4 separate regions of the Mus musculus genome follow, and all the other regions are linked to region 4. A link is a loop called in an ENCODE intact Hi-C map of the cell type or tissue named here. Cell type or tissue: heart. All regions are shown on one strand. Region 1 has its middle 21 kb from the start of Gm40650. Region 2 overlaps Cep85l (centrosomal protein 85-like). Region 3 overlaps Gm40650 (predicted gene, 40650). Region 4 holds the start of Gm46225 (a long non-coding RNA gene).

What was found. Peaks named below come from ENCODE experiments on the same cell type or tissue, not always from the same donor. Only the 100,000 strongest peaks of a DNase experiment are listed, where the experiment ranks them.
Region 1: a loop joins it to region 4, with 8 times the contacts of the local background. A loop is called at or near these places in 3 of 42 quality-filtered maps.
Region 2: a loop joins it to region 4, with 7 times the contacts of the local background. A loop is called at or near these places in 2 of 42 quality-filtered maps.
Region 3: it touches region 4 in a loop (5-fold over the local background); 3 of 42 quality-filtered maps call a loop at or near these places.

What each region holds. Positions count from the first base shown.
Region 1 is chr10:53,463,188-53,471,187 of GRCm38, forward strand. No RefSeq gene overlaps it. Among named protein-coding and RNA genes, the nearest start is that of Gm40650, 21 kb to the right of the region's middle. In heart, no CTCF peak of the experiment used is centred here; DNase peaks (open chromatin) are centred at 484, 1,034, 3,834, 6,624 and 2 weaker places; H3K4me3 peaks cover 40 bases.
Region 2 is chr10:53,344,552-53,352,551 of GRCm38, forward strand. Cep85l (centrosomal protein 85-like) reads right to left here. Exons shown (of 13, transcript NM_001204983.2): 3 at 3,921-4,708. Pln (phospholamban) reads left to right here. Exons shown (of 2, transcript NM_023129.5): 2 at 1-1,448. Among named protein-coding and RNA genes, the nearest start is that of Pln, 11 kb to the left of the region's middle. In heart, CTCF peaks have their summits at 2,134 (motif pointing right) and 3,882 (motif pointing right); a DNase peak (open chromatin) is centred at 4,030.
Region 3 is chr10:53,505,900-53,513,899 of GRCm38, forward strand. Gm40650 (predicted gene, 40650) reads left to right here. Exons shown (of 4, transcript NR_169148.1): 2 at 4,484-5,325; 3 at 6,730-6,918. Gm20597 (predicted gene, 20597) reads right to left here. Exons shown (of 4, transcript NR_037973.2): 3 at 4,955-5,023. Among named protein-coding and RNA genes, the nearest start is that of Gm20597, 9.1 kb to the right of the region's middle. In heart, CTCF peaks have their summits at 3,461 (motif pointing left), 3,670 and 6,786; a DNase peak (open chromatin) is centred at 3,432.
Region 4 is chr10:53,395,479-53,403,478 of GRCm38, forward strand. Gm46225 (a long non-coding RNA gene) reads right to left here and starts at 3,270. Exons shown (of 3, transcript XR_001779770.2): 1 at 3,136-3,270. In heart, no CTCF peak of the experiment used is centred here; a DNase peak (open chromatin) is centred at 3,253; H3K4me3 peaks cover 537 bases; H3K27ac peaks cover 918 bases.

The DNA of each region.
Region 1 (8,000 bases), 68 kb after region 4:
GAGCCTCGTGTGCATCCTCGCCTGTACGGATACGCACATCATTAGAATATGGTGGAGCCAGGTTCTGAAGCAGGAAAAAAAGGACCATGAACCTTGGGGTCAAAACTGAAGAACAGCTTCCTGCTATTACGAAGCAACCTTTTAAAAATAAGTATTTTCTAATCATAGTTACTACGAAAATAGCATCTGAGGTCAAAATAAGGCTGAGGGCGGTCATATATTTCCCTCGGGCTGTTCTGTAAGGGAATGGGAAAAGCCTTTTTTCCCCCTTCCTCCTTCAACTCCTTTGCCCTTTCCACCTGCTCCTCCCTCCTTAGTGTCTTAGTGACTAAGGAGAACCCAGAACCCGCAGTGGCCTCTCCAGCTTTAGATGGCTACTTACAGAGCCCCTCCCTCACCCCAACCTCCAATTTGACTTTATTCATGAGGCTTGGTGTGCAAAAGTTCCCAGGCAGCAGACATGTCTGAGATTCTGGGAGCAGATAGCTACTCCTGAGATGCCTAATGAGCAGTTGGGGGTGCAGAGACCAGATAGCATCCTGTCAGTACTGATGGGCAGACGTTTGTGCAGGTTTCCTCACTTGGGCTGCTACTAGACAGACACAGGACAGCCCTAGCCTGGAAAACAATGAGAGTTAAGTAAAGAGCTCGGCAGACCAACACTCCTTCACCAGCTCCTCTGTCTCTTCCTTTGTTTCACCAGTACTTTAATAAAAATGGAACTGGCTTTAAAGAATTTATGGGAAACATATTATCACCAACAGCCAGCCGCAAAAAAAAAAAAAAAAAAAAAAAGAGAGAGACATTTGGGTGGCTGGTTCAGTCCCCAAGTTTTCTCTGCACATGCCCCTCTCCTGTCAGCTCACCACTTTGAGGGCAGGGAAATTGGGAAGGGTACTTTCCTTCTGGGCTTCTGCAAGACCAACACCCTGGTTTGTGCTCCATGCAAGTTCATTGACCCGTACTCATCAGGTTTTCCAGGACACTGTTTCCTTCCTGATTGTCCTCAAAACAAATCCCAGCTTCCCATGACGTCAGCCTCTTCCCACACGTCAATTGTTATGGTTCAAGCTCTAAAATCAGGTTAGCATAAAAGGACGTCTGGACTGGACATGATGGGACAGGCCTGCAACCCCAGCACTCACGAGGTAGAAGCAGGCAGATCTCTGAGTTCGAGGCCAGCCTGGTCTAGTCACAGAGTTTCAGGACAGCTAGAGCTACACAGTGAAACCCTGTTTCGAAAAAACAAAGAAGTATGGAGATAACCATAGGTCTCAGAAGAGCCAAGCAAGGAGAAAAGCTAGAGATGCATGCATGTTACATATATACAGACCAATGACATAATGACATATCCACAGACATGTGCAAATATAGCTGAAGATACTACAGAAGATACTGCAGCAGGCAATGCACACCAATGACAATCTCATTCAGAAATTGTCTCAAAGTAATTTCATTCAAAGGCTCACCTACATAAAGTAGAATAGAAAATGAGAGTTGCTGCTTTGAAAAAAATGCTTGTAATGCAGCTTGTTTGTGATTATACATCAGCCAGATGGAAAGCAATCTGGAAGGAAATCTGTTTCATCCCTTGAGTGAACAAACACATGTTGGAGGAGGGGGTGAAACAACATGGATTCTCACTCAGGAAACTGACCAGAAGCAGGACTACTGTCCTTCTGCAATTGGATATGGCAGCCTCTTGACCTAACATCAGCTGCAGGCAGACAGAAGTAGGGCTGGCTAACTTCAAGTCAAGCCTTAAATATGCATTTGTATTTCCAGTCCAGTTAAGCAGTACCAACTCTAGTTTGTTATCTTGCCTTCCAAGTGAGGTTGCTTTTTGCTCGCTCGCTCTCTCTCTCTCTCTCTCCCCTCCCCTCCCCTCCCTCCCTTCCTCTCCTCTCTTCTCCTCTCTCCTCTCCTCTCCCTCCCTCCCTCTTCCTTTCTTCCTTTCTCTTTCTTTCTCTCTTTCTCTCTTTCTTTCTTTCTTTCTTTCTTTCTTTCTTTCTTTCTTTCTTCCTTTCTTCCTTTTCTTTCCTTGTATTTCTTTTGAAGAAAACAAGATTGGTAAGCTTCCTTTTCTCCTTCCTTCCTCCCTTTCTTCCTTTTTTTCCTCCTCCCTTCATCTTTCTCTTCAAAGAAAAAAATCCATAGAGTTCGCTTCCAGTGACTTTTGAATGATCTGAGCTAGCATGGTTAGAAACCCCTTTGTTACGAATGTGTATGCCTTTTAAAGATAGGAATGTAAGCAATTTAAGTGAAAGGACACTTTTTACTGATCATGTGGTGAGTACTGAGTGTGTGGGAAAGAAATCATAGAATCATTTGTGTGATCAGTTTCCATGAAAGGGATACCTTTGATCCACAGGAAAAACACTGAACAAATATGTGGTCAAATGCTTTGAAAATCCGAAAACTGGATGCGAAAAGCAAGTCTCTGTGTTCCTGCTGTGTCTATGTCCCAACTGTGGTCAACTATACAGCCATGTCCCCACCTGAGAACAGAGAGGCAACACTCACACGAGAGGCATTCAGAGTTCTGTGAGAGAATGGACCATAGGTCCATGAAGAACAAGTGTGTGCTCAGCACATGAGGTCCATCAGCCCTGGCAGAAAATGCTTTTAAAGAGAAGAAGAGGCTGTAATGGGTTACTCTGCCTCTTTTTTTTTATTATTACCTTCTCCTTCTAGCTACCAGCTACCACCTAAGATTTATAAACACTTTTCTTTTCTCTTTTAACTAAATCATAATTGTGTTATCAAATTAAACATTAACAGTTTTATTTAAAAATGGGAACGATCCACTGTCTTGACAGGTTCATCCAATCCTATTGAGTGTTAGTTTTACATTTGTGTAGGTTCCTATTAACACTAATAGATATTATTCTCCTTTTTACATTCTGTGAGTCTCTGACAGCTTTCTTGTGTAGCTGTATAGAATTCTTAATAATCATTCTAAACGGCTGTACCATGTGTTACTGATCTCTGTGTATTCATGAATGTACACATATAAATCATTTCCTTAACCATAACCCTTTTGTTAAATATTTAAGCTATTTCTGGACATCTTTCTACTATAAACACTGCTGTGCCAAGCAAGCACATCTGTATACTTTTCCTACATTACAGGTTAATTTCTTTGTGTAAATTCCCAGAATTAGAATCACAGAGCTATAATAAACAAACTGTGATTGACACAGCACCGTGCTTCCGTACAAGAAGGCTGGGCTGTGCCTTATGGTGAGAATATGGGTGTAATAGATTCAATGTTAATAACTACAGTACACACCAGACAAGTATCGTTGAGCAGAAACACGGGTGATGCACCAAGTCAGGCTCAGTGGAAACTGTGATCAGATGCAAACGGCAGCAGCCTCACACAACAGAAAGCACTCAGTATTTGCTGATTCAGAATCTCAGAGAACATTACTGCAAACTGCAAGAATCGGCTGCATCTGCAGGTTTTGCCTGAAAGCTTTTAATTCTACTTATTAAAGTTTAGACTTGTGAGTTTGTCATTCAAGGCCCACACCTGTATGCCCTAAACTAATGTTTTGTCTTCAGTCTTCCCTGTGAAGTGTTGCTACAGAGGAAGACCCTTTGCTTTTGCAACAGGAGTCTACTGAAAGCATGAGCACCTAGTGAGCCCAGAGAAAGTTCTGAGCTGAAAGGCCCTTCTTCATCAGGCGGGGTTGGGAGGGTTGAGGGTAGAGGGTGGGAAACACATTTGCCCTTTAACTTTTCTTGGCAGTGAGCTTTCTGAGTCCATTGTTTCTAGAAAACTGTTTTGTGGTTACCACAGTAGTGACTTCATACATAGTCTCATTGCCAAGTCAGGCTGTGTTTACTTCCATCCCTGCTCCTGGTTCAGAGGAAGGGTTTGCAGATTGCACTAACCTCAGCTCTGACATTCTCCTACAGCATGAGACTGCTTCAGAACACAATACCACACAGGGTCCTATCAGACCATGCATGGGTGGGAGGGTGCAAACCTTTTAACCAGTGTGCAGATAGTGGGGAGGGGCTCTAAGAATTGCAGATCAGCCAGGCATGTGGTATAGTCCTGTAAACCCAGCACTCTGGAGGGAGACTGATGCAGGAGGATTGCTAAGAGTTCTAGGCCAGCATTGACAGCACAGTAAGTACCAAGCAAGACAAGGATATATAGAGTAAGAGCTTTTCTCAAAAATACAGAAAAGAAGGCTAAAGATAACAAAAGAACTGTAGATAGGGGGATTTGAACCCCAATTTAAATCTAGATTGATCTCTTCCTATAGCTTGAGCCTCTTCCATCTTCTCAAGTCATACACAGTTGGACTTGTCTTTATGACCTGTGTAACAGTGCCCAGGGAAGAAACACATGGGTAGCCTCACACTCACTGCTCTGATAATGTTGATGCATAGATGCCAGTGTCATGTTGAGTAGCTCAGTGGTCCAGAGGTGCTAGACAGTGACAAATGGCAGTCCAGCAGGCGGCCCTATGAGGAATGTGAGTGCCATGAAAAGCAGCTGTCTCATGGACAGGCTCAAAAAGCAAATGTTTTCCAAACAGCCTTCCCAGGGAGGCAAAGATCTGGGTCACACAGTACGTGTGAGCATGGAGCCCCAATAGAGACCCTGTAACCCATGTGATTGATTGCAAATCCTTGGGTCTCTGACTCATCAACTACTGTAGAGCCCCTTACTGTATCATCTACCCCACCATCATGTGACTCTGGTTTTAAATACCACTTCCTTCCCAGGTCAGCTCACTGTAGCTATGGGAATGCTCATCTCTTTATCTGCATGGTTAATTTCCTCTTGAGTCTTCTGTGCTAACTCTCTGCTACTCTGGCAGTTTCTCCATCTATCCTGTGTGAGAACATCTCCTTAACCTTCAGGCTAGCTCAGCTATTTTCTTAAGAAGATTCCTTTCTACAGTGGCCTCCTTAGCTAGGCTGTGACACACACTGAACACAGGGTCTCAGATGGTCACCCCAGTACCTTCCTTCCAGGGACTGAAGGTTAAATGGATGACCATAGAAACACACCTGTGAGCTGTTAATGAATGCACTTTGGTTCTAAAGCTGCTTCAGTTTCAGGTCGTTCTATTAACAGTTAAGACTGGCTCGCTCCAAGGGTGGAGTTCCTTCCAAAGTTAGAAGATAGGGTGGCCGGACTTGATGTTCTAGATAAAAGGAACAGGATATACATGGAAACCAGACACTGAGTGGAAATAGAAGCTCCAGCCACTACCTATGTAGTCAAAGAAAGAAAAACAAAGCCGAAAGTTGGGGCAGCAAACTGAATATATCCTTACTTCTCATCAGAACAAATGCCAAAAAGGGTTGACTTTTTACCTTGGGAAATGGCTAACATTGGAAACACAAATCAGACAAAGATGTTGTTCTGGTCTCATGGAGCTCTGTAGCCCCATTGAGAAGGCAGATATGAGAAGACTCATTTGAATCCAATAGCAGCAGTTCTAGCATGAAGAATAAGAAGACACGCACACATGCACACACACACACACACACACACACACACACACACACACACACACACATGCAGGAACACAAGCATGCACAAGCACACACACATTGCCAGAGTAGCAGAGAGTTAGCGCAGAAGAGTCAAGAGGGAACTAACCATGCAGATAAAGAGAAGAGCATTCCCATAGTGGGCAGCATAGTGTCGCCCAAGCAGATGGGGAAGTCTGACCAGATAGACCATGGACAGGGAGGAATGAACATACAGAGCCATGTGTGTGGATAGGTGAAGAGAAGCTGGATGAGTAGGAGCTCATGCTAAATTTTCTAGTTGAAACTCTAGAAAGGGGAAACACAAATGACCCCAAGCAAGTGCGGCACATAGGGTAAGACGGTCTGATCTGAGCTCCATGTCTCTCTCTTCCTTATGGTGAGCTGGGATCCAGGCACCAGCCCCATAGGGATGTAGCCAGCAGCTGAAAGGTTAACCGCAGCAGTGGACAAATACATGATCAAGACAAGAAAAGTATCTGTGAAGGCTAAAAAGCCCAGGATATCTCTGTAGATCCGAGGCCTTTACAGTTAGTTGTATTCATACTCACAGTGACTGAGAAAGAGCTAGCCTGGGGAATAAGTCTAGCAGAGGTAGTACATGTATGTAATAGGACAGCTTAGGTTGCGGGATGCTAGGATAGAGAGCTAGCTGGCCAGTTAGAGTTTGCTGCCTTTATCTATCTACAGAGAGAAGACCATGAAGAGAGAGGATGTGACTGAGTGGACAAAGTGTGTGTGCATGTATGCATGCATGTGTAGACAGACAGACAGCCTATTAGATCATAGACTGCCATATGTTAGATTTTTGCTGTACTGTAAATCAGAGGGGAAAATGAAAACTGAATCAGTTTGGCAGATATTTTTGATTGAGATGAGCAAACAAAACATTCCTGGCAGGGAAACAGTGACTGTTTCCTCTGTCCTGGAGACTACTGTGCCATTTTGCCCAGAAATCTGTCCCCTGCCTGTGTGTTCACACTTTTCTCTGTCCCATAGTTGTGTGCTTCCTTAAAACACAGGCAGATGACACACCGAGCCCCACAAGTCCAGCTCCAGCTTAAGAGGTCAGCTGTTGCTCCAGCTGCTGCTGTGCTTGGCAGACAGAATGTGCTTCTTGGCTGCCCTGGCTGAAATGTGCAGAGGCTGAGGGTGTGTGTGTGTGTGTGTGTGTGTGTGTGTGTGTGTGTGTGTGTGTGCAGGGATGTGTGCAGGGGTGTGTGCAATGTGTGTGTGTGGTCTCTTAGCAGAGGGGCTTCAGTGAATCATAGCCCAGCACTGGTGCTTTATGAATGAAGACTTGGTCTTGGTCACTCACACTAGTGGTAACCATGGACAAGTCTCCAGACAAGATACCATGCACTTCTGCATGCAGTAATGCAGGATCTGCTTTCTGGTTCACCATCACTTAGCCTTCTAAGCAAGCATTCAGGAGTTGTGCAAAAACTCGTAATTCATTCAGTTTCCTACTCTGTGTGGTTTGACTTTGACTCCTCCTCCCCTTCAGCATCTGGGATAGCTGGATTTCAGGAGGGTTCCACTATGCCAGTCTCTATTTGCCTCTTGAAGACCTTGCAGTCTTAGTTAGAAACTCCAGCACCCTTCCTCATGGTGAGGAAGGACAATTCCTACTTCCTCCGAAGCTTACCAGATGCTCACCTACTAACTGGAAACTTCCCTTTTCTTACCCAACCCCACCTAAGCCCACTGTTTCTTCTGCAACTCCCTGGTCTGCCTGGCTCTCAGTCAGTTTGCACAACTGCTTCAAGCAAATCGAGAGCAACGGAGCAGTGAGCAATTGCATTAGACTGGACATGGCTAATTTGCATTTCCATTATTAATAATCTTGTGTGTTATTCTTTTGTTTTCTCCAACCCAGAGTCTCAAAGACACTGGAAGGTAGAGATTGTCAGGCAGGGTGTGCTTCCATGACTCAGACTAGTCATTTTACCTAGTATAAAGTCTTTTGTGTTTTTTATTGATATTCTAAATACAACATTTTATTTTATGAATATATTATAACTATTCTGCATACTCATATAGAGGCCTGACTTGCAAAGACTCAAGTTATGAACATGTCCCCTTTAGAATAAATGGGATGTTAAGCAAGAACCTGGTTCTTCCATTTTCTTTAAGAAGCGTGTGCTGGAGGAAAGAATTTTACAATCAGGTGCTATTCCCACAAAGGACTCATCTGCTAAAACTCCAGCTCTTGCCTTTAATGGCTGCCAATGTTGCTGTGGCCGTCAATCACAGGACACCACAAGACAGGAAGACTTGAAGCTTGCCTTAAATATTTTGACTAGAAATATAACTTTGCTGTAACAAAGTGTCCTAACTTGAAACACATGTTTACCAAAACTCTTTCCAAAGGAGGATATGGCTCTATCTCTAAGAATCGACCAGTTGCTTCCTTCTCCAAACACCTGATTCCTGCCCTGATATTTGGAGTAGAAAGGAAAACTATATCCATGCCT
Region 2 (8,000 bases), 51 kb before region 4:
TGATGATGACGACGATTCAAATCTCTTGGTCACTACTGTCAGAACAAATACCTTGAAAAAATGTTGTGCCCTTTTTCTACACACTAGTATTTTTAAGCTTATGAGAGTTAAAGGGGGAAATGTAAGAACATATTCTCATATAAAATTATTCACTAATTTTGCTCAAGGGCTGTGTACATGTACATGTACATTAACCACAAATCTGCTCTCTCTAGGGTTTGATCAACAAGCAGGAACATCTTGCTGTGTTGGCTGTGATAATCACTAAAGATCCAGAGTCTCACCTGAAGCTTGTCGCTCTCATGTATCTCCTTGGTTTAATAGCGTTTCTCAAATAATGAAGATAACAGTAATAACCAAGCTGTAGTAAGACACAGCTCTTTCTTTTCCTGATCTCCCAGAGAGGAAGTGGTTGTCCCCTAACTTTAGAAGTAGAACTAGAGAGCTAGTGTATAATTCTTACTGACCATGGTTTCAATTTCCCTTTCTAAGTTTCTACTATCTCTCAATAACTACTAAAATAGAAGCAAAAAATAGATTGGAAAATATATTCACCAAAATTTAGTGACTTAAACTGGATCAAGTACAAAACAGTTTATGCCTAACTTTGCAAACCCACAATTTTTAAGTCCAGTTCAAAACATGCTACTAACATAGCAATTATTAAGGAAGAGAATTGTAATTAGATATATTTTCCATAACCATTACTACAAAGACATAAAACATCAGTATTCACTTTGGTCTTTAGCAGAGCAGCTGAAGGCTGCTGATTTAAACTGTTTGAACCCCTGGTAGAAAGGAAGCTGTTCGGGTTCAGAAATTATCTAAAGAGTAGCCCCTAAAGGAGTCCAATGGTAACAGGGGGTCTCTTCATAAAGGCTGGAGGGGCCCATCACAGAAACTATAAAACATGGATGACATCATCTCTAACTCAGTGGTATTTAACGTTCCCTTTCTGACGCTGTGGCCCTTTTATATAGTTCCTCATGTTGTGGTGATACCCAACAATAAAATCATTTTTGTTGCTATTTCATAACTGTAATTTCGCCTCCTTACCTCCACTATGAATTGTAAATATTTTGGAAACAGGTTTGCATGAGGGGTTGCAACCCACAGGTTGAGAACCACTGGTAAGAGGTCTGTAAAAAATACATAAGTTGTGTAGTTGGCCATGCTGAGAGAAACGTGACGCTGAAGCTGAAAAGCACCAGGCATTTGTTATATTGCTCACTACCACATCAACTTCAAGGTATAAACTGTCAGCTCATAAGGCTCTTCTCATTAAACATTTAATGCTGCCTTTTACATTTTTAGTAGTTTATTTGTAGTTTATCTGTAACTGTTTATCTGTAAAATGAAATTGGAATGACCTATATTCAAATGGAGTTTTGATTTTGGTGAAATTACTATACAATTATATTCTATTGACTATAAAATGTTGTCTTGTTACAAAGAGTTTTGTGTTATAAAGGGCAGAGTGGGGGAACTTTTACCAAACAAAGTAAAAATCAAGATTTCCAGAGAAAAACACAAAAGAGGATAGGCCTACACATAATAATATTTTTTAGCCTCCAATTATTTTGAGTCTTCTGGCAAAGTAGGAGTGCAATCAGTAACATAAGAAGGCTTGGTTACACACTAATACCAGATTTTTAATGTCTTGAAAGGACATGATAAATTATATAGACATGGAAATAGAGATAGACAAATCAATCCGTAAAGCATGTATCCACTAGCAGATGCTTTAAGCTACCCACTATGTCACAAACTGTGACTGCATGTGTCATAGTCACCTCCTCAGTATACAGATTGTCTCAGCTAAAGAGTTAAAGATAAAACAGCATGAAAAATAATGAAACTAAGAAAATTTTCTTTTTAAAAAAACATAAGAAAATCCGAGTTACAAGCCAGACTTTTTCATTCACAATTCATTTCGAAGAAGTCTTTTATGTTATTTAATCAAAATCTTCATTTAAATAACAGAAAGTCTCTGCTAACATGAGTTAGCAATCCCTTAACTGATCAAACCACTTTATGATTTATATACATACAAAATTTCATCTCCATTTTTAACAACTACAGTCCAGGGAACATGAGACAATGCAAAGTTAGCAATAGAGTTCCCTACTTAACCACCAGGGGGCAGACCCACTGTGGGCTTACGAGAAGCTAATGGTTATTTTATGTGTTGAGGAGGTCTACATTCTCACACCCCTCCTTGAAAACAAGGAGTACAGAAGAGCACATTTCAATGAAACAGTCCCTCCTGAACAAGGCCGAGACTATCACAACCCTACAGAGACAATTTGGGGTACTATGGGTGAGGTATCAAAACGCAAAGAAAAGAGCCAAGACTGTGGTGAACTATAACGTGAACCAAACAAAGGCAAATCGTTTTTCTTCAACCACAAAGGAAAAATGGTTCAGAATATTACACAGGATGGTGCACAGTGGTTCTCAACCTCCCTGATGCTGTGACCCTGTAATAGTCTCTTGTGTTGTGGTGACCCCCAACCATATAATTTTGCTCCTTTTATGAATCATAATGTGTCTGTTTTCCAATAGTCTTAGGTGACTCCATCAGCCGTTCCACCGCTCAGAGTGGTTGGGCCCCTCGGGCTGAGAATCACTGCTCTAAGTCATAGGGGAGCTTCCCATTAGCTGTCTTCTCCCTCCCTCTACTGTGTTCTACAAAGATTCACACCTGAGTGGTTGCTCCTTAGTGCATATCTTACAAAGAAATTTCCCTATTAGCATGTTATTCCACAGACCTTATAGGGATTAATACACCATGTTTCTCTGTATGTGGTTATTATCATAAAGTAGTTCCTTTAAACTAATTCAATAAATCTTGGTGTTCCATTCATTTCTTGAAAACTGCAGCTGATTTATATGCTCATATACAAAGAAAGCATTATCAAAATAGTACAAGGAACTGGGTTCCACCTTCTCATTTTATAGAAGGCCCAAAGAAATTAAGTGCCAGGTCAAAAGACACCTGAGTTCTCACCAGACTAAATTCCCAAAGAGTCTACTAAAAGTCATAGAAATGAGTACAGTCCCATGTTTACTAACATTCATAGCAACTAGAAATAAAACCAGCCTAGAGATCCATCCACCTGTAAGCATGTAAGAAAATGTGGTACATATACACGATGCAACTTTATTTGGCCATAAAGGAAAATTAAATTGTGACTTCTGCAGAAAACCAAATGGGACTTGAAATCACTACATTAATCAAAGCATGCCAGACCCGGGAAGGCAAATGCGTCATGTTTTCTCTCATATTGTTAATCTAGATTTGAAATCTTGTTCATGTGAATTCTTGTTCTACTTGTGAAACTAGAAAGAGCTAAGCTAGAGAAGAATAAAGAGGGAGGCAGAGTATAGAGAGGGTGTGTAAGGAGGGGGACAGAGCAAAGGGCTCTTGTGGGAAAGGGAGGGGCAGTAGGGTGGAACCAGGCTGAGGGCAAGCAGAGGACCAAGAAGACGACTGTATGAAAATCCTATAATGAAATAAACACTTTGAATGCAGATTAAAAAATAAATGAAAAACTAACTTATGAAGAAAAAGAAAAAAAATATCCAAGCTCTAAATGTGACATGATCAGAACAAAGTCCACGGCCTGTTTGTTCCAATCAGTTTCCTTCCTATGATACCGTGACAGCTTCTGTCTGTTTTCCGTTTCTTTCAACTGAATGTGTTTAATTTCTATGCCTACTTAACAAGAGAGAAAGTAAAGGCCAAGTTAAGTACAATGTTTAAGGCTATCAAATTAATTAATCTCAAAAGATTTGTAAGTTTTTCTAAACACAGTGTGTCAATTTTATAGCACTTAACGGTTTTTTTAACTTGTGTACTTGCTGCAATACATAAAACATCCACTGGAGGGAAGCAAACACTAGGTTTTCAGCCTTACCTGCATTGGCGTCTCACTTCCTTGCTGAAACTCTTCAGTTTGTGGCTGTTGCCAAGGAGCTAAACTGTAAGAATCGTCTGTGGTTCTGCCTTCCAATGGGTTTGTCCGTAACTGCTCTGTCAGCCACATCTGAGTCCTCACAGAAGGTTGAATGGGAACTCCACCTACTGCCTGCTGGCCCAGCATTAAATACTTTGGAGACTCAAAAGTCTCTGAGCCTGTCACAATGGGCTTGCTCTCAGGTAAGGCACTGTATGTCATGTCTAAAGTCTGTCTCCTGAGAGCAGAGGAAGAGACTCTGACATCTTCTTTGTTGCAGCTCTCAAATTTATATTTGCAGTCCAGAGTTGATGACCGCTTTTTATTTATTTCCTTGTCTTCCAGCTTAAGCAGCTCCATACTGTCATGTAAGCAACTTGGCCCAAAGGTCCGTAAGTGGGACATAAAAGGCTTGCCCTTCCCTGTCATCTCCAAGCTATTCCTCAGCTCTTGCGGGTATGCAATGCCACTGTGGTTGCGGGTATCTGGGGCAGTAAGTTTGGACAAAGATGACCATTTCCTCAGGGGCCTGAAGTCCTTCATGTCTAGGGAGGAGTCCCGCTCCCCTCTGCTGTGGTCTCCCAATGTCTGCATGAGGCTAGTACTCCATTTAGAGCCATCTGGTGTTAGAGATTCCCTATGTTTGGAAACGGAAGCACTGGAGTTAGATGGCATCACATGGGCAGTGGGAAGAGTGACCAATGATCGACTAGGCTTGAAAGATAACGTGCCACTTGAAGTTGAATGATCTGCAATGAGAAAGGATTGCCAAGTCAGTTTCAATCAGCAGGTTTAAAATAAGATAAAATGCAAAATGCTAAAGTAAACATCCGAGTGTGGCTTCTCAGTGTATTTCTGATGTGATTCCTCAAAATGAGGAAATTGCTAGTACTATTATGCCTTGAAAGTTATCAGAAACAAGGCAGCATAGTTTCAAACATTATCCCTGCCCCTGTTTCTCTCTCTGTTCCCTATCTGTTCCCACCAGAGTCATCTTCTACTGCCCTGCCTATGTCTATTCTTGATGGGCAAGTGAGGTCCATTAGGGTTGCTGCTGTAAGGTTCTGGGAGAGGGATATTTACAGAGCACACACACTCCTCAACACTGCTACCACACTGAAGAAAATGCCTTTCCCTCCCCTAACTGGACAGTGATCTGAGCTCAGGGAACAGTGGTGTCTAATAAGCCCAAATCCCCTAGCTACCTTTAGCTGCCTAGAGGGCTGGGCAGGGATGTTCACTGCCCTTCTTCCTTTTCCTAGTCCCACCCATGACAGAATCCTGCAGGTACAATCTTGCGCAGATCTTGTGCTAGGAACCACAACAGCTATGAGATCAAGAGGGCAATGGTGATGTCAGATTCTGAAGACTGTTCTGACCCATTCCATTCCTTCTCTGGCTCTTACATCCTTTCCACCCATCTTCTACAATATTCCCTGAGCCTTGAAGTGGGTGATAGAGAATTTCTGTTATAGCCGAGCATTTAGTAGTCCCTTATTCTCAGCACTCTGACCAGTTCTAAGTCTCTGCAGTTATTGCTACCTACTGTAAAAACAGGGGCTTCTCTGACCAAAGCTGACAGTAGCACTTAACCTATGGATACAAACACAGTTTTTTGGAAAACAAATTGATGGACACATCATGTCTACTGAGCAGAAAAATAGCAGCAACTTCCCCTCTAGGGCCCATGACCTCCCCAGCCAAAGAATTTTGACCAAGATGGTAGTAATAGGTGTGGATTCCTTCCAGTGGGCAGGGCTACAAACTGACCAGAGAGCACATGCTCCCTTATTACTGACATGCCACTACTGCACCAGGAGGCACATTTTGCCTTGCCTGTCAGTCCTGTAACACTTGGGTCTGCAGCCTGCCTAACACTAGAGCTGAAGAGTGGGAAGGAGGCTTCCATCCCAGTTCCAGCTTGATTTCTTGGCATCCTGAGACCAATATATATGAAGTCTCTAGCAACACAGCTCCATCAGTGCTGAGGAGTTACCAATAGTAAATGACTGTATCCTACCAGGGGCCTAAGTGGCCTCCTAGACCACCTGAGTCCAACCCTGATACTGAGATTTTTGTAGACTATCCAATGGCTTCCAGAGTCATCGTTATCTGTTCTCATTATCTTTTATGCTTTTTCATGTCTGAAACCTAGTGGATGACCCTGCTCCCCATCCCCTCAGCCAAGGAAAACCTGGCTTTCACATTACTTTCCACGAGGTCTTAATTTCTCTTCAGGGAGCCATATTTCTACAAAGCGTTTTTATGACTCTCAAAAGACTGAAATATCTGCAGAACACTGTTAGAGACGTGTGAATACCACACCAGGTGACGGTCTACTTTCCATGATATTGAAGACACTGAAACCTAATCACCAGGCTTAGCTGCCCCTTGGGGACTAGCAATGTCTGCATTCGGTAGCTTGGTATTTCTCAATTGCATAAAAGATCAACAATTGGTGATAAAAGTCACTTCATCAGATTAAATTTTAATGTCTCTTCTCTGTTTGAGAAAGTGCCTCGTGTAACCCAGGAAGCACTAAACTAGCTATGTCATCAAGAATGACCCTGAACTTCTCATCTCCTGCTCCCCTCTCAGCATAGCAGGTGTACAGCACTCTATGTTTCATAACATGCTTAGGGAAAGCCAGGGCTGCTTCCTTGCCACTACCCTTGAATTCACTAAAGGCGGAATGCAATCAACAGATTGTGTCTGTAGAATAGGATCTCGAAGACAGGAGCTACTCCTAGAAGTTCCTTACTAGGAAGTCTCAAGCCTTGGCATGCAAAAAAAGTCACCTGGAATACACATTCTTACAACAGTAGAATAAGATCAGTCCTCGTAAAATGGGCCTCAGAAACAGCACTTAAACAAGCACTTTACTGCTCAATTCACGAGAACACTATTCCCCTGGGTATGACTCCAGTTCTAAAGTCTTCAAGCTTACATATTCCAAGTTCAACCATAACCAATATTCACAGTTTTAAGTATTTTATCTTAAAACTTACAATAACTTATTATAGCACTTGGAATTCATTGCTGTCAAACTAAAAATCAGAAGCTGGTCTATTTCTACACATGCACACATCCTCAACATGTACATATAGCACATGAATAAGCAAGACCTCAAATATCTGATAGCATATGGGGTGGGAGCTGACTATTCCTTCTGAGGCAAAAGATTGATCTAGATAACTGTGTTAACCTTCTAAAAATATTATTTGCTCAGGAAACCTAATTAAAGATAAATGCAAGGTAATTCCTGATATGCTTTAAATGACCTAACTGTAGTCACAAATCTCAAGTGGAAGTTGTTGCAATGTAACCTAGCCCACATCTAAATTCCATCAGTGGAATCTGAAAGCATCTGGGAAGCAGTGCTTTTACAAACTAGAGAACAGGGTCTCAATGCTCAGGAAACCATAAAAGAGCCAGTGATGGCCACTAAGACCATTTAAGGACATCACTATAACCCATTAATATAAGTGAATTACATTTCAGATACCATTTCTGATGTTTTAACAAAAATCTAAGCTTTCTGTTTCAAAATTGTGCTATTTTTATCTGTGAGCACACTGGTTCTATCTTCTCTTATATAGAATCTCCCCCATCCTCTGCATCTTTTCTGATCTATTCTTCCTATAACAAAAAGGAATTAAGTACAAAAAAAAAATCTGTCCTAGATCCAACTAATAATAATCATAAGCTTTTAGTTAAAAATAAAATCTCAGCCGGGCGTGGTGGCGCACGCCTTTAATCCCAGCACTCGGGAGGCAGAGGCAGGTGGATTTCTGAGTTCGAGGCCAGCCTGGTCTACAAAGTACGTCCCTGGACAGCCAGGACTACATAGAGAAACCCTGTCTCAAAAAAAAAAAAAAAAAAAAAACTAAATAAATAAATAAATGAAAACTCAAATCAAAATATTCTGCTTTAAAATGTAGTAGCATAATTAGACAATATAAATTGTAATGATACCTTAATCACAGGGCAATCATTTTCACTCATAATAACAGGCTTTATTTTTCTTTAACCTTTTTGCTA
Region 3 (8,000 bases), 110 kb after region 4:
TCATTACAGTGTTTATCCCTAGATGCAGCCAATTATGATCTTGTCAAAGACTACATTTTATCCAAAGGGTAATTGTCTAGATGTTTCCAGTTGTGGAATAATGGCCCTTTCATGGTAGTGTATTGGTCTATTTTTTGTTTCAGCAACAAGAGTTCTCTTTAAAAGAATTCAAAAGAAAAGGAGAAGCTTTGTTTAAAAAAGAAAAAAGAAAATGAAATTTCTTCATTGCATTAAAAAATAAAATTGGACCCAGAAAGATCAAAGAGAGGAGCTAGTTTTCATAAACTTCCTAGGGAGGTTCTCACACCCACTGTTTATGCAAATGATAGCACCTACAAGCCCTGTTGGACTTGCCCAATATATACATATATTTACATAAAACCTTAGGTCCTAGTTCTTTGGTCCAGGCAATAAGATTTGCAGGAGGCTATTCAAACCAGAGAATTCAAGGCCCTTAAAGTCTAGTTTATGTCTTCCAAGGACATGATACCTGTGTGATCACACGTCCCTCAACCATCTTAACATAGAGCCAATTAGCTATGGAGTTTCAACTCTCCTTACTGTTCATTCACAGTGGCTATAGCAAAGTATCCCAGACCTTAGTCATCTCTTCCAGGAGGGCTAAGGCCCGTTTATGATTCAAAACACCTCACTGTGCTCATCTATCCAACACTGCCATACTAGGAAATTAATCATTCCCATGAGCTGCTATCCTGACTGCTAAGCAAACCTCATGTATCTATATAAAAAACTTTGTGGTGGCTGTGTGGAGAGAACTTATTCAGACCACTAGAGAATGGTCATTAAAGTTTTAATGTTTCTAGTTGAGATTTTTGATTATCATGAAGAGAATGGTTGGTAGCATGGTCCTGCCTTTGCCCCTGCCCTTCAGCAGACTCTATACCTACCATCTTTTCTTGAGCTTTTTCTGAGTTCAACAAGATTCCAAACTTCCTCACTTTGCCCCTCATTATATGGAGGTTTCATCGCACTCAGCCAACACATATAGGACTAGTTATCATTCTCACCAAACATAGGAAAATGGCATAAGCATTCCAAATTGCCAGGCAACCCGAGAAGTCACTGTCTCAGGAAAAGAAACCTAGAGGTGACTAGAATAATAATGGGTAAACTGGTCTTGCACTCCTTCAAACAAAGGCAGGGAAGACCACAAGACTACATCAATGCAACAGAGACTCTCTCCTCTCCCTCCTGGTTCTCTTCCTACTCTCTGTTGCCCTGTCTTTGGGTCTTTGCCTCTTTCTCCCTTTGTCTTTCGGGCACAGTGTGTCAATACTTCATGTATGTCTATCATTCTTTTCCTTCTATTTGATAGGGGGTGGTGAGGGGCAATATGATTAGTAGTACCACTGTCTAGATTAAAAGAAACAAGATGCAGAATGCTGTACAACACCTAGCAGGTGCAGAGAGAACGAGTTCTAAGGCTCCTCTTGTGACTCAGGCTAAGTGCTGATTCACATGCAACAGCCAGGATTCTGGGAACCATGTAGTTCATGAATAGATACAGCACCACTGGACATATGTATGGTTCCAGGGTGCACTGCTTGCACAATTTATCATTCAATTCTCCTAAAATCATTCCCATGAGCTGCTATCCTGACTGCTAAGCAAACCTCATGTATCTATCTAGCCACTCATTTATCTGATGTATCCTGAATGGAGGTTGGTGAAGGAGGCATTCAATTAGAAGAAACCAAACAACATGTATGCCCTCCAGACCCAAGAGACCATGAAGGTAAGCCCCTCTTAGACTCAAGAGTGACAACAAAAATTAGTCACTTTTAGTCCAGGTCACTGGAAGTATATCACAATTAAATTGTTTCTTAAAAGATGGTCTCAGTTGTCGGTACTGAATGTGTTATTGGGTTTTCTGTAACTGTAACAGGAGTCCAGGCTTAATCAAGTGAAAAAGAGGACAGGTTTAATCTGTTTCACAGTTAGGGGGTTTAGGTGCATACGTGATTGGTCCTACCATTTGGGAGCCCGTGACAAGTGGAAAGTCAAGCTAAAAGCTGTTTGCTTTGTGGCTACTAGTGTTGTGGGGTGTTCACCAGAGAACACAGCTGGGATGTGGGCTTAAACCAATAGAAAGTCTTTATTAGCCAGCCGGTGACGACACTGGGTTTTAGGAATCTTGGGGTATCATGGGGCCTTTCTCAGAGTAAGCTTTTAAGCACAAAAGCCATATTCTGGATTGACATATTTTGGTTAACAAGAACAGTTAGCCAGAAGTAGAACTATACAGGCTGAAGAACAAGATTAGTTGGAACTATGGACTTTGAATAGTCCTTTGTTTTAGTTTTGGCAGGCGATGCTGTCTACATGCTGTGTTTATAACCTGAATGGCATTTCTATCATGGAGTCAGTTGTGCTAAGGTTTCAGGGCCTACTAAGGTCTGGGGCCCAATTTCACTAGGAAATAAAAGAGAGAGGAAGGGACTAGCACTGTCCAGTCTCTACCATTTCTCACTGGTGCCAGGACAGGGACCAGACCCTTCACACATGAACCTTTGAGAACATTCCAGATCCAAACTTGAACACTGTTAGTCAGGTAAGAACAGCTAAGCAAAGACTGAATTTGGCTAAGAACTTGAAAACAAGGAACAAGGGCATAAATTTCTTGCTGTGCAAGCTTGAGACCCCGAGTTTCAAGCCTGAGAATCTGCATAATCCCCAGACCTGGGACAGGAGTCTGTAACCCCAGAGCTACAATGGCAAGATGGGAGAGAGACAGAAGCATCCCGAGAAGCAAATGAAAAAAGCCTTACATTGAGGTTGTCCTCTTACCTCTGTACTGTTCTGTGGCACATGCATGTCTGACTCACACATGAAAACACACACACATATACATACAAACACACAGATATATACACACACATACATACACACATACACACACACATATACACACATACATACACACACATACATACACACACATACATACACACACATACATATACACATATGCACACACATACACATATACACACAGTGTGTATGGGTATGGGGGGCATATTTCTATTTCCACTTTCTTATGTTAAAATGTAAAATATTATCCAAATCACTTTAATATTTTGATTACTTTCTATCTGCTATATCCAATTGTCATAACTGAAGAACTCCTCAAGCTTCTTAAATAAGTTCTCCTTTTACTATATTTAAAAACAAAAACAAAAAAAGGAGGAAAGAAGAAATGAAGAAAGGAAGGGAGGGAAGAAGGGGAGAGAGCGCTCTGCCCGAGAAGCCTGAGCATAGACTTGTAACGTGCACTGGAACCGTTTTTGGCTTTTACTCTCCATTGCCATTTGCTATTGTCCAAGAGGAAAAGTACTGTGGAAACTCCCAGGGTGCAGATAAATGACTTCATTCTCCTTCTTGGGCTGCTCCACTACTACAAGTGGTTCAGAGATTGATCATTGCAGCTCCCTCTGGTGGATGATGAAAGCAGAACAAAACCAAACACCCTGGAAACCCACGGTCACTCGAAATGATCTTTGTGGCTTTCTTCTAAATGGCCATCAGTAAAAATGCCATGCAACATTGAAAATGTGCCCAGGCCAGGAAAGTGGAAGGAGTGGGAGGAATTTGGGAGCGAGAGACTTGGATCTCAATTGGAGCTCTGTCATTTGCTAGCTTCTGTGCCTGTCTGGTGGGTCAGTATTCAGTGAGCTGTGGAATCTGGGTCTGGGATTAACTCCCTGGAGATAAGGAGTGTTGTGAAAATTGTGGGCCATTGGAGTGGTATGTTCAGAAAAGACAACTCTGCAGAGACAGCATGTACATCAGTGGGTGCCTGGGATTGGGAAGGGAATGGAGAGGAAGCATAGAGAAATGATCCCAAACCAGACTGCACTTTTCTAAAAATTACCACATTGGACATTGAAATGGGTGAGTTCTATGGCATATAAATTTGATGTCAATGGTGTCATTGTAAAAATGCCACCAGGGGCTGGTGAGACAGCTCAGTGGTAAAAACACCGGCCATATGAGCCTAGCAACGAGGTTCAATTACCAGAACTCACATAAAAGTGGAAGGAGAGCACTGACTCCACACAGTTGTCTTCTGACCCCCATACACACACACACACACACACACACACACACACACACAACCACAAAAAAACCCAGATATCTATGTAGGTCCACAGCCAGAGAGTCTGAGCCTTGTGGGTAGGAGGGAAAGGGACTGTGGCTTAGGGCACAGACTGAGTAGAAACAAATGTTATAACTGGTGTTGTTTAGAGCTCTACTCTTTACATTGTCCCTGGTGGTTCCTTTGTTTATCGAAGACTAGAAGAACAGCAGCACCCAACTCACCACTTATATTTTTAACTTCCTTTATTCATTCACATAAGAAGTGCTGTAGACCTGGGGACTTTTCTGATGGAGAAAGTATAACTGTAATGTTTTTAAACGTTATCTGTAGTGAGATTCTTAAAAGCTTTAACCTTCCTTCTAGCGCATCACCCACCAGAGGTATCGGAAAAGAAAGGATGTGGGGGAAGTGGACTTGTTTAGAAATGGTTCCTTGGAGCAACTTCCATCTGTGTTGTCTGGAAACTGGCCGTTCAGTTCACAGGTCAGCAGCAGCAGCTTGATCCACTGGCAAACACTTCACGGATACATACACCAGCAGTTCAGTTCAGTAGAGTCAAGATAGCAAACACAATCAGCACCAGTGGCACTGCCTAGCAGAGACATCCAAGCCTCAGCCTGGATACAAGTCAGCAAGAGGGACCAGCAGGAACACCAGGAGTTCTCAGCTGTGCCTCTCTCAGCAAAGCAAAGATCAAAGATCAGCGAAGACTCAAGACCCAAGACAAGCATTGCACCACTAGCTCTACACACAAGCTTAGCTCAGCCTCCGTCACTGTCCCTTGAGTTCGATTTATATTCCCTCCAAACATCACGTGTCCTCCACAGGTCTTACCTCAACATGTGTCTTCCCTTGGTGTGTGCATCCATCTCAGCTGACATCACTCTGCCAATCACCTGGAGTCTGAAGAAACAGCACGAAATTACAGCGCACCACCAGAAGTTCTCTCTATGGAGTCCCAGTAAATGGAGCTCAACTGCACAATGTAAAGTGGACCGATGCAGGCTTGTCGTTAGTGAAGCATCCTTAGCAGAACATCCTTTCCCTTATGTCTGCTTCAATGAAACATTCCTTCACAAGTCTGCCTTAGCCTTCCACCTGTGTCCACTTCAAAACACCATCCAACACAACTGGCTTTCCAAAGATCCCTTAAGTTTCCACTTCAAGCAAGATGTGTGGCTGCATCCAAGTGACCACACTACAAGGTAAAAGCCATGTTTTCATCATTATTATTCTCTGTAACAAGGAAGTCGGTGGTATTTGAGAATCAGATGGGATTTTAAAGTGGCTTGGGGTTGGGGAGTGGGGCTTGGGGGCCATGGCTATGGCTTGCTTGGTAAAGTCCTTGCAGCACAAGCATGAGGGCCTGAATTTGGATCCCCAGAGAAAGGCAGTGCAGAGTGCTGTGTCTATAGCTCTGCCTTTGAAAGTGAAGACTTGAAGATCCCAGGTAGCTTACTGGTCAACCAGTCAGTAGTCCAGCCAATAAATGGGCCCTTCCAGGCTCAGTAAAAGACCCTGTCTCAAAAAATAAAGTGGGGAGCAATAAAAGGAGATACTTAAAGCCAACCTCTGCCCTCCACATGCATGTACACCCATATGTACCCACATGACAACTGCACATGTATAAGCATATACAGAGAATGGACATGGTGAGAAAAAAATCTTTTTCAACATTTACTACTTGACATTGAAAATGTATAACAGCACTGGAAGAAAACTCATACAAATTGCCTTTGTGGATTTAGAGAGAAAGTTACTAGCTCTATTTTACCAGAAACTGTAGAAGTGACAGAGATTGAGTCATGGCAGAGGGAGAAAAATTAGACACAAAGGATCTTGGGACATAATACTGTATCTTACACTCAGACATTTGCCGTGTTTATTGGAGCAGACACTTACAAAAGAATGATGATTCACAAAAGGGAAAATAAATGAAGAAGTATAACCTGTCAATATATGAAATGAATTTATCGTGCTTACTAATTAATATATGTGATTACTAACCACATGCTTACTTACATATTATTGAGAAAGCAATGAAGCTGGCCATGGTCACATGCACCTTTAATACCAGCACTTGGAGGCAGAGATGGGAGAATCTCTGTGAGTTTGAGGCCAGCCTCGTCTATGTAGAGAGACCCTGTCTCAAAAGAAAAAAAAAAAGAAAGAAAGAAAAGAAAAAAAGAAAAAGAAAGGGAGAATGAAAAGAGAAAAAAGAAAGCAATGAGGTTTTTCTTTTTTCCCATAAAATGTAAGAGCAAAATGTAAGAAGATTAATGTTAATGTAGATCACCTCCAGAGATAGGAAAAGCAATGCAGCTTTAGGGGAGGCAACCAGCAGTGTACTTCCTACATATTACTACATAAGTACACATACCTTGCGGCCCAACCATTTTATATTAGAGACTATTCTGTAATGATAATTACATATGCATGCAAAGATGTTTCATCAGGATGATTGTGGCTGAGTTATTTGTAGAAGAAAATATAGGGAGGTTCTCAGATGCCCATCAAGAAGAACTTGATTAAATGTTGTACAACTATGCAATAGATTATCTTTTTTTAAAAAAAGATATGTTTATTTTATTTATATGGTTACACTGTAGATGTCTTCAGACACACCAGAAGAGAGCATCAGATCCCATTACAGATGGTTGTGAGCCACCTTGTGGTTGCAGGATCTCTGGAAGAACAGTCAGTCCTCTTAACTAAGCCATCTCTCCAGCCCAACACAGAGCAGTTGTGATCCATAGTTAAGTTGCTAAGTATGGAAAACTAGTGTCTTAAGAGCACAGGTAATTGGATCACACCACAGTTTTTCTTGAAAGTATGAAGAGAGAGGGCGAGGGAGAGGAGGGAGAGGGAAAAGAGTGGAGAGAAGAAAAGGGGGAGGGGAAGGGAGAGGGAGAGAGGGGGAGGGAGAGGGAGAGAGGGGGAGGGAGAGGGAAAGGGGGAGGGGGAGGGGAGGGGAGGGGAGGGGGAGGGAGGATGTGCCATGTTCCTCTTTAAAGATTTGGTCAGGCTTTCCTGTAGAGCAGTGGTTCTCACCCTGTGAGTGGAGACTCCTATGGTGGGGTAGAATGACCCTTTCACAGGGGTCACCTAAGACTATCAGAAAACACAGATGTTTACATTATGATTCGTAACAGTGATAAAATTACAGCTTTACGTAACAACAGAAATGATCTTATGGCTGGGGGGTCACCAAAACATGAGGAATGGTATTAGGGGGTGGTGGCATGAAGAAGACTGAGGACCACTGCTGTAGGGAACTCTCAGTTGTGGAGCCATGGCCCTGAATTTCTCTCTTCTCAGCGGGTGTGAAAGACACCTGTGATTTCAGCCCAGCGTGGAGTTGGGCTGATGAGTTACTTCCAATGCAGAGTTCCCTTGGGGACAGCTGAGGCTGTTACCCCCACTTCTGACAGCCCATTTTCTGTCTCTACCCAATTCTGTTTTCTCCACTCTTTTCTTGACGGACAGTCCTTAAAAGCTGTCTTGCAACCAGATGGTATCATCAGGCTCTTTACTTCAGCCTTGAGCTATCAGCCAGAATGGTTTCTGGATTTCCTATATAGGGACTGCCTGATATGGTGACAGTCTGGAGGTGTAAGGAAACTGTAGGGCTAAAAAGCCATTGAGACTGAGAACCAAGTTTGGATTTTTTTCCAACGTGCTCTTAGCAAACAGTGAATTAGTTGTCGATTGTAAAGAAGACTAAAAAATATGTACTGAAACTTATCTTCCCCTCTTCATTAGTTAACACATAAGGCAACCTCTGTTGGCACATTTACAGCACAAGATTGTATTCCCAGAATGCCTTACCCATAGAAGTGAAAACATGAATCATTTCAGGGAGGAAAAATAGTAAAGTTTC
Region 4 (8,000 bases):
GGGGGGGGGGCTGGGCAGCCTAGAGCATGTGCAGTCAGACTCAGCAGATAGCTATTCATGAGGTAATATTTGAAAAAATTGAGTCACGTTTTACATCACTGCACGGGGAAAAGGCATTGAGTTACTCATTTGAGAAAACAGTTATATCTCCAACACTAGCAAAATTATGCTACAAGGATCAGGTAAGCTAAACCTGGGTGAATGGCTGCCTGGCTACGGTTCTGAAAGACCACTTGAGCATCTGCTGACTGAAAACAGGCCCACCTGAGAGTCCCTGACTCTCCTCTTACTCATCAGAGGTGGGTGGAACTCTCTACGAAGACATAACAGACATCAAGTGAAGATTACGTGGACTGCTTCTTTCAACTCTAGTCTGAGATTCTAAATTACTTAGTCCAGCATTGTTTGTTTGTGGCAGGGTCTAACACTGCACCAGAGGCCGATGGGGGAACTTATGAAACATGTGCTGTTCTGGTTGTTGTAGAATTCTGACTTGGCCTGCCAAGTACTGGCAAAACCATTGAGGATGTAATACTTCCATCCTGGTTGACTTTGGACCACATCTCCTGGTTCCTATGGTAACACTAAAAGAGTAAGGCCCCTTTTTAAGATTTAAAATACCAAATGAAAAGGAAAGGGTATCTGATTTTGTTGGGGCCATTAAGAGAAAACTACTTCCTCATGGAAAAAAAAATCAACCTCTGGCCTTGGATATGTTTTAAGTTAAAACACTAAATACTAAACAGGAAGCCCTCTTACTGTCTCCTCCATTTAAAGTCAACCCATCCTGTCAATCATGTAGTCAGAACTCCATCCCCAGAAAATCTGATGCACCTGAAGACAGAGGTGCATCTGATGCACTTTGAAGACAAAGGGAGGACTAATTATTTCCTCAATAAGATAATGTACCTTTTCCCATAAGCCTCTCCACCAGATGAGTAGCCTACAGAACTTCTATCTTGGAAGCACTTTGAATCGTATCTTCTTTGTCTAAGCTGATGTCTGCTTTTCTAACTCAGAAAAAAAAAATGTTATTTTTCTTATATTATACTTCCTATCTTTCCTATCTAACCCCATCCCCCGTCCCCTAAGCATGGGGTATTCCTCTTTCTTGACCATTCCCCTCCTCCCGGCAGATGCCAAAGCTTACAGCCTGCCCGTCTTGTTTGTCTCTCACACACTAGTAAAATTGTCCCTCAGCATTCTTCTGTGTCTATGTTTTTAATAATTTTATTGAAAACAACAGTAACAATATTCCCAAAAAGGGAATCCTAAGTTTTCCCAGTATCACTCGTGCATGCCATCATGCCCAACTCTGGTCCTTTTTTTGAAGAAAGTATTATAAGCATGAAGAAGAGTATTGAGTTGAGTTACCATTGTTTGATGGCATGATTCATTGACAATATAAAGCCTGCTATGATTCTTCCTTTCATAATTCTGACCTCAGTTTGACTTTCGAAGTGGGCATTGCCTTCAGGGAAAGATATTTAGATAGGAATATTCTTAACTGAAAATAGCTGAACATTTATTTATGTAGAGCTGAGTATTTATCATGAACCTAGCCCATAGCTTGTAAGCAATCCTAGGACATTATTTGTGCCCCCACTCAACATTTTTTGTTGTTGCTGAGTTATATTTATTTTAGTTTATTTTATTTTTTGCAGTGAACACCTTTAGCCACATATGGAAGCTATGTTTTGGGGTTACGTCATTTATTTATTGGACTTCTGCCATCCAATTTCATTTAAGACAAAGAAAAAGAACGGGACTACAAAACCGCAAACCCCTCTGCAACTTTGTTTCTATGTTGACAAAAGGCTAAGGTCCAGAGAGCTCTGTTAGTTCACACAAATGCAGGGCACAGGTAAGTCTTACCTCTCTAACCCTGCCACCACCCACTATGAGTCTGAGGAGATGTGACAGTCACCTGGAAATGTGAAAATACTGTGAAACCAGTAGCTGACTAGTATCATTTAATACCCTGTATTATGCTGCCTTTTCTAATTTGACCCTCAAAATGAATGGCTGAATAAGTCTAGATAAGTATTCTACCAGCCTCAGCCCAAGTAATTTTTCCAGAAGGCAAAACATTTCCAATAATACTGAGTTGGTAGGTAAGAAATAAATAAGTAAATAATCTTTAATCTTCTCCCCTTTAAGAAGCTGGGCACTGTTGATTATCTCATGTCCTATCTGAGCCACTTAGCAAGAAATACATAATGCTTGTCAGGAGAGGAGAATAACAATGCCCCTAAATAGAACAGCTCCACAAACTGATAGGTTCAAAGACAATTTAGACGCCAATCTGTAGGCTCGGGACCTCTAGGGAGCTTTAACATTATTATAAGAGGACCCGCAGTCCCCTCAAGCCCACTTGTCTGTACCCTGAATCCAGAGGCTTACACTTGTATGTATACTCCGGCTTAAAATGAGTGTATTTTGTTGTTGCTGTTGTTCGTACAGTCTGGTTATATAAGCATTGCTGAATCATGAGTATGTGTTTTAACATATGTATTTCCTCAGTAAACTCCTACCACAAGTACCATTATGTAGAGATCTGTGAATTTTTTGTTGTTAAAAACTAGATCACAGTTGGAAACTGGGGGACCATCTGTTTGAGGCTAAAATAAAAAAAACCACAGTAACATGAGGGTAGGAAATAATTATTTTAACACATATTTTTCGTTGCTGTTTTTCTAGTTTAACACTGTATATTTAATCAATGCCTTTTGTTTTGCATATTAGATGGACACTAATTATCTGGCTTATTATATGTGGTCAGATCATCGATTCCCAGAAAAACTACCCCGATGCTATTGCACAGTCCTGCATCCCTCCTAGATGATGTCATCCTCAGGAGTCAAGTTTCTGGCCAGGGGAGCAGATTTGCAGAAGTAAATAAACTGGAACTAAAACCATGAAACGTTAAAGAGACATTCAAATTTACACAGCCCATGAATAACGGATAATCTCCGCTACGAAGTGTCCCTTAAAAATATAATATCCGGTCAGACTGACCCAGGGAATTGAAACAGTAAACAGCAAAGAGAAAAGCTCTCAGCAACACCATCTAGGAACAGAGGTAAGGATACCCTCCCTGTCAGCCCCAAAGGGACAGCTGTTCCCTTCTCTCACCACAAACCATGCACAGCACGTCTTTGCTCTCTGACCAACTGAGATCTGCTTTTGAGGAGTAAGCCAGACACACAGCCGCTGGTGATCGCAGGAACTTCAAAAACACAAGTCAACTCCAACAGGCCCTGCCTGAGATCTGCTTTCCATCTCTGGCAATCTTCCATTCCCGGTGCACGTACCCAGCCCCTCCCCCCACGCCCGTCCTCCTACCCCCCCATCCCCCCCCCGCCCCGCCCACTGGCCCTTCCTCATATTAGATGCTTTGTTAGATGAAACCTGGGGACAATGGAAAGCATCTGGGAAAGAAACCTAATGTTTCCATCTGGAAATGTTACTTATTTAAAAGTAATAACCCAGAATCTGTAAACAGTTTCGTTAGAAATCCCTCCCCCACCTCAGCAGTCCCTATGAAAAAAATTTTTTTTCCAAAGCAGAATTTCAAGTCTCCTGTTGGTGAATTGCTAAAAAGCTTTGTACCTGCAACCGACCCATGCTTTGACTTCTAGAGGCAGACTGTACTCACCACAGAAACCAAACTCACAAATCCATGTCGAGGTTTGGAGGCAGACTATAGGGAAGAATGTCATAGTTACATTTGGTTCAGCATAGTAGAGCTGTACACAGATGTGACCTCAGCCCAATCACCTCATCTCACTGGGCCATATCAACTTTCTCATCCATAAAAATGAAAAGATTACACAGAGGACCATTAAGCGTCCTGACACATCCAACATCACACACATGAAATACAGTCATGTGTGTTATAACAGTGTTGCAGCAGATGAAGTAGCTGAAACATGTAACAGTGATCCTGTAAGATGGATGGAATAGTTCTTATGAGCAGTGACGCTGTGTTTGTCACAATATCATAGCCATGATATCACTAATGTTTGTGTGATACTGGTGTAAACAAAACCAATACTGTGATAACTGTAAATGCATAGCCTAAACAGTTATGTGTGATGCATAATACTTAACAATGAGTAGCAATATATACATATGTATAGTAATATACAGTATAGTAACTATATTATGTTATATAATACATATTATATATAATATAATTATATACTATATTATATTATATTACATACCATATACTATATTATATACTATACTATTAAATATATTACATATTACATATAATTATATATATAATACATATATAATATATATTTATATATCTTAAAGATTTTTTTCAAGTTTACTGAAAAGAGGCCATGTAATTGAGACAGGAAAGTGGTGGGTATGTTGGAGGGGTTGGAGGATAAAAAGGAAAGGAAGAAATTGTATAATTATATTTTAATTTCAAAAAAAGGTTAAAAATTCACTTAAATTATATTGCAGCAGCACCAGCCTCATATATCTTGTTTACCATGTCCCTTCATTGCCTCAAGAGGTCACCTTGAGTGATATGTTTGTCTCTTCTGGGTTTGCATAAGCTTGTATGCTCCACAGTGTTCGCATGAGGATATAAGAGCCTAATGGTAAATTCTTGGAATGCAGCCTTGTTCCTCACTGAGCCACACATAGTTGTACTAAGTAGAAGATTAGGGAGAGAGAGTAGCAATTGTGGATACAGTCACTGGCTATTTCCCAGTTCCCCACTCTCCCTACTGTAGTCAGGAATTCATCAAAGGTTTGGCAGTGCCTTCCACCCAAGTACACAGAATACCTCCCCACCTACTCATGGGGGGCTTGACTGAGTACCTTGCTTTAGCAAATTGAAGCTAGATGTGATACAAGCAGAGGCTGTTGTTGTTTATCTTTACTTCTTGAGGCAAGAGCTCTCTTTGCAGCCTAGGCTGCCCTGGAACTTAGTATGTACCCCAGGCTGGCCTCTTTCCAGTACAGCCATCTTAATGCTCCATCCTACTGAGTGCTGGAGTTACTGCTATAGGCTCCCATGCCCTGAAGAAGAGACTTTTTTTTAAAAAGTGGTTTTTCACTGCTTTTGCTCTTTGCAATCTACTGCCTTGCCACTGATTTAAGGATGGGGAGAGAAAACAGAAAACTGACCAAAACCTTGAGATAAAAATATTTGCTGTGCTAGGCTTCTAAAATTGGTGCGTGGTTGTTACTTGGCACGGTTGCAACAGAGACCTGACAGCACAACGAGTTCAGCACTCCTCCTTTTCCCTGCATTTCATCCTACAGCCATGCATGCTGCTCTCAACATTTCTCAAAGTTCTAGAGCTGCTCCATCTAAATGTTTTAGGTTGTCTATGGAAATAAGCCAATCAGTTAGGAGAATGTTCTTTTTTAGCACGATCAGTGGGACTGTTGCTAGTGCCCGCCGAGAATTCTGTACAACCGGGAGCGAGTTTAGTCCGTGTTCCTGTGGAGAGAGCCCTGTGCCTGTAGCATGCACTCTGGGACGACTCAAGAATCTGTGCTGTGCTGGCCGTAAAGATGGCTGTCCTTGTATTTTCCAGTGAGATCTCCCTGTCAGCCTATTAGGAACATTTTTGACTGTTTTCAGTTACAGGGTGGAGAGCGTATCTTTGTAAATGAGTGGTTCACATCCTTTAGACAGACACTGTCTGGAACTGGAGTGAAGCTCTAAAAATGGCCCTGAAAACTCAGCCAAATACACGGTACTCCAAAAGCAAATGCGATCAGGTTACCTTGCAGCTTGCATTTTATTTACAAATTTCCCTCCTAGTTCATTTTCCTATATTCATTTTGTCATTTCTTGTTTTTCTCGTGTTTTGTTAACTACAGTTGTCTTTGAAGACAGGGTAAGGAGTGTTGAGGCAGGGTCTCATCCTGCAGTCCAGGCTGGCCTGGAAACCACTACGGAGCCCAGACTGAGCTCAACCTTGGGGCCAACCCTCATCCTCCTGCCTCAGCATTCCAAGTGATGGGATTTCAGGAATGAACCACCATATTTAGCTAACATTATTATTATTATTAATTATTATTATTATATAAGTAACTGCTTCAATCTTTTCAACAACAGACTTAACACATAAAATTCTGTTTGGTAAAAAGAAAAATTTTAATTTTAATTAGTACAATGAAAACAAAGGTACAATTTCACAACTGATCTGCCCATTATGAGTCCAAAAAATAAAAAATAAGATAAAATAAAGATGAAAGCTGTATTTAAACTGTTTGGAAAAAAATTATCTGGAAGTGCTAATGTATGCCTTTCAATCCCAGCATTTGGGAAGTAGAGGGCAGTCAGACCTTGTAGTGAGATCCTGTCTTGGTAGATAGATGGATGGACAGGTGGACAGACAGGTAGATAGATAGATAGATAGATAGATAGATAGATAGATAGATAGATAGATAGATGATAGCAAAATTAGATACCTTTCTTTTAATTATTCAAGTAAAGGGTTTTTGTTTTTGTTTTTGTTTTAAAGATTTATTTACTTATTTAATGTTAGTATACTCTAGCCATCTTCAGACACACCAGAAGAAGACATTAGATCTCATTACAGATGGTTGTGACTCACCATGTGGTTTCTGGGAATTGAACTCAGGACCTCTGGAAGAACAATCAGTGCTCTTAACCACCGAACCATCTATCGAGCACTTGTTTTTGTTTTTAATATTTACTGATATCCAATAGGTGCAATGAGAAAGATAAAAATGAATAAGGTATTTTAATATGCTCAAGGAACTTATGTATATTAGGAGCATCTCATAACGAAAGACTTAGTGACTTCCCTGCCTCATCTGCATTATAGCTGCTGTGATTGGATTGGAAAATGTTCCCCAGAGGCTCATATATTTGAAAACTTGGTCCCCAAGTGATGGCATTGTGTTGGAAGCTTGTGGAACTTCTAGGAGGTAGAGTCTTGCTTGAGGAAGTGTGTCATGGTGGCAGGGGGTTGGGGGTGGGGAGGTCTGGAGATGTAGCCTGACCACACTTCCTGTCCTCTCTCTGGGGACACATTGTGACCACTTGTTGTCATGCTACTGTCACCAGACCTTCCCTGCCCATTCATGGATTGTATCCCTTCAAACTGTAAGCCAGAATGAACTCTTCCTTCCTTCCTTCCACCCTCCCTCCCTCCCTCCCTCCCTGCCTGCCTGCCTGCCTTCAACTTTTTATTTTGTCACAAAAATGAGAAAAGCAACTCATACAATATCTAATGATAAGAGCTCCTTCTTTTCAAAAGCTAGTGTACTGGCTGGTGTTTCCTCAAGAAACCTCAATAGAGAATGCCTCCAGAAGATCTAGCTACAGTTAAGTCTCTGTTACATTTTCTTAGTGATTGATGGGGAAGGACCCAGTAGATTGTGGGTTGTGCTATTCCTGCGCAGGTGCCTCTTTGGTTCTATAGGAAAGAAAATTGTGAAGTCTCTTTGTTATGTGTTTTTTTGAAGGAGAACATTAAGCCACACCCCAGGAAGTATGGGTTCCCTTGTCAGGAATATGGATTAGGACAAATTAATCTCTCTGAACTCCAAACTCCTCATCTGATTAAAAAGAAACTGGGAAATCTTGAATGAGACAAGCATGGTGAGAAACTAGAAAGAATTAGAATGAAGGGGAGAAGGGTAGATGGGGAGGGAAAAATAAGGTTCTTTTTCTTTTAAACAGAGTACTGAGTACATTGGGTACTGAGGACAGAAGCTACAAGCAACTATGCACAGTATTGAAGGTCATTGCTTGTCTCAGTCCATCGGGGAGTTGGAAAATGGTAGAGTAAGTGGCTTAGATATCTGGCCTTTGTAAACCAAAGCAGTGAGCCTCTAATCTCATTGTCATCCATGTGACGACTGAGCACATGCCTTCATTGATCATCTTCTTGATATTTTATGTGTTTTCATCATCTGCCAAGCATTGCCGAAACTGAGTTGACTGCAGATGAGAACTCCTCACAGTCAATGATGACCCTGCCTCTCCC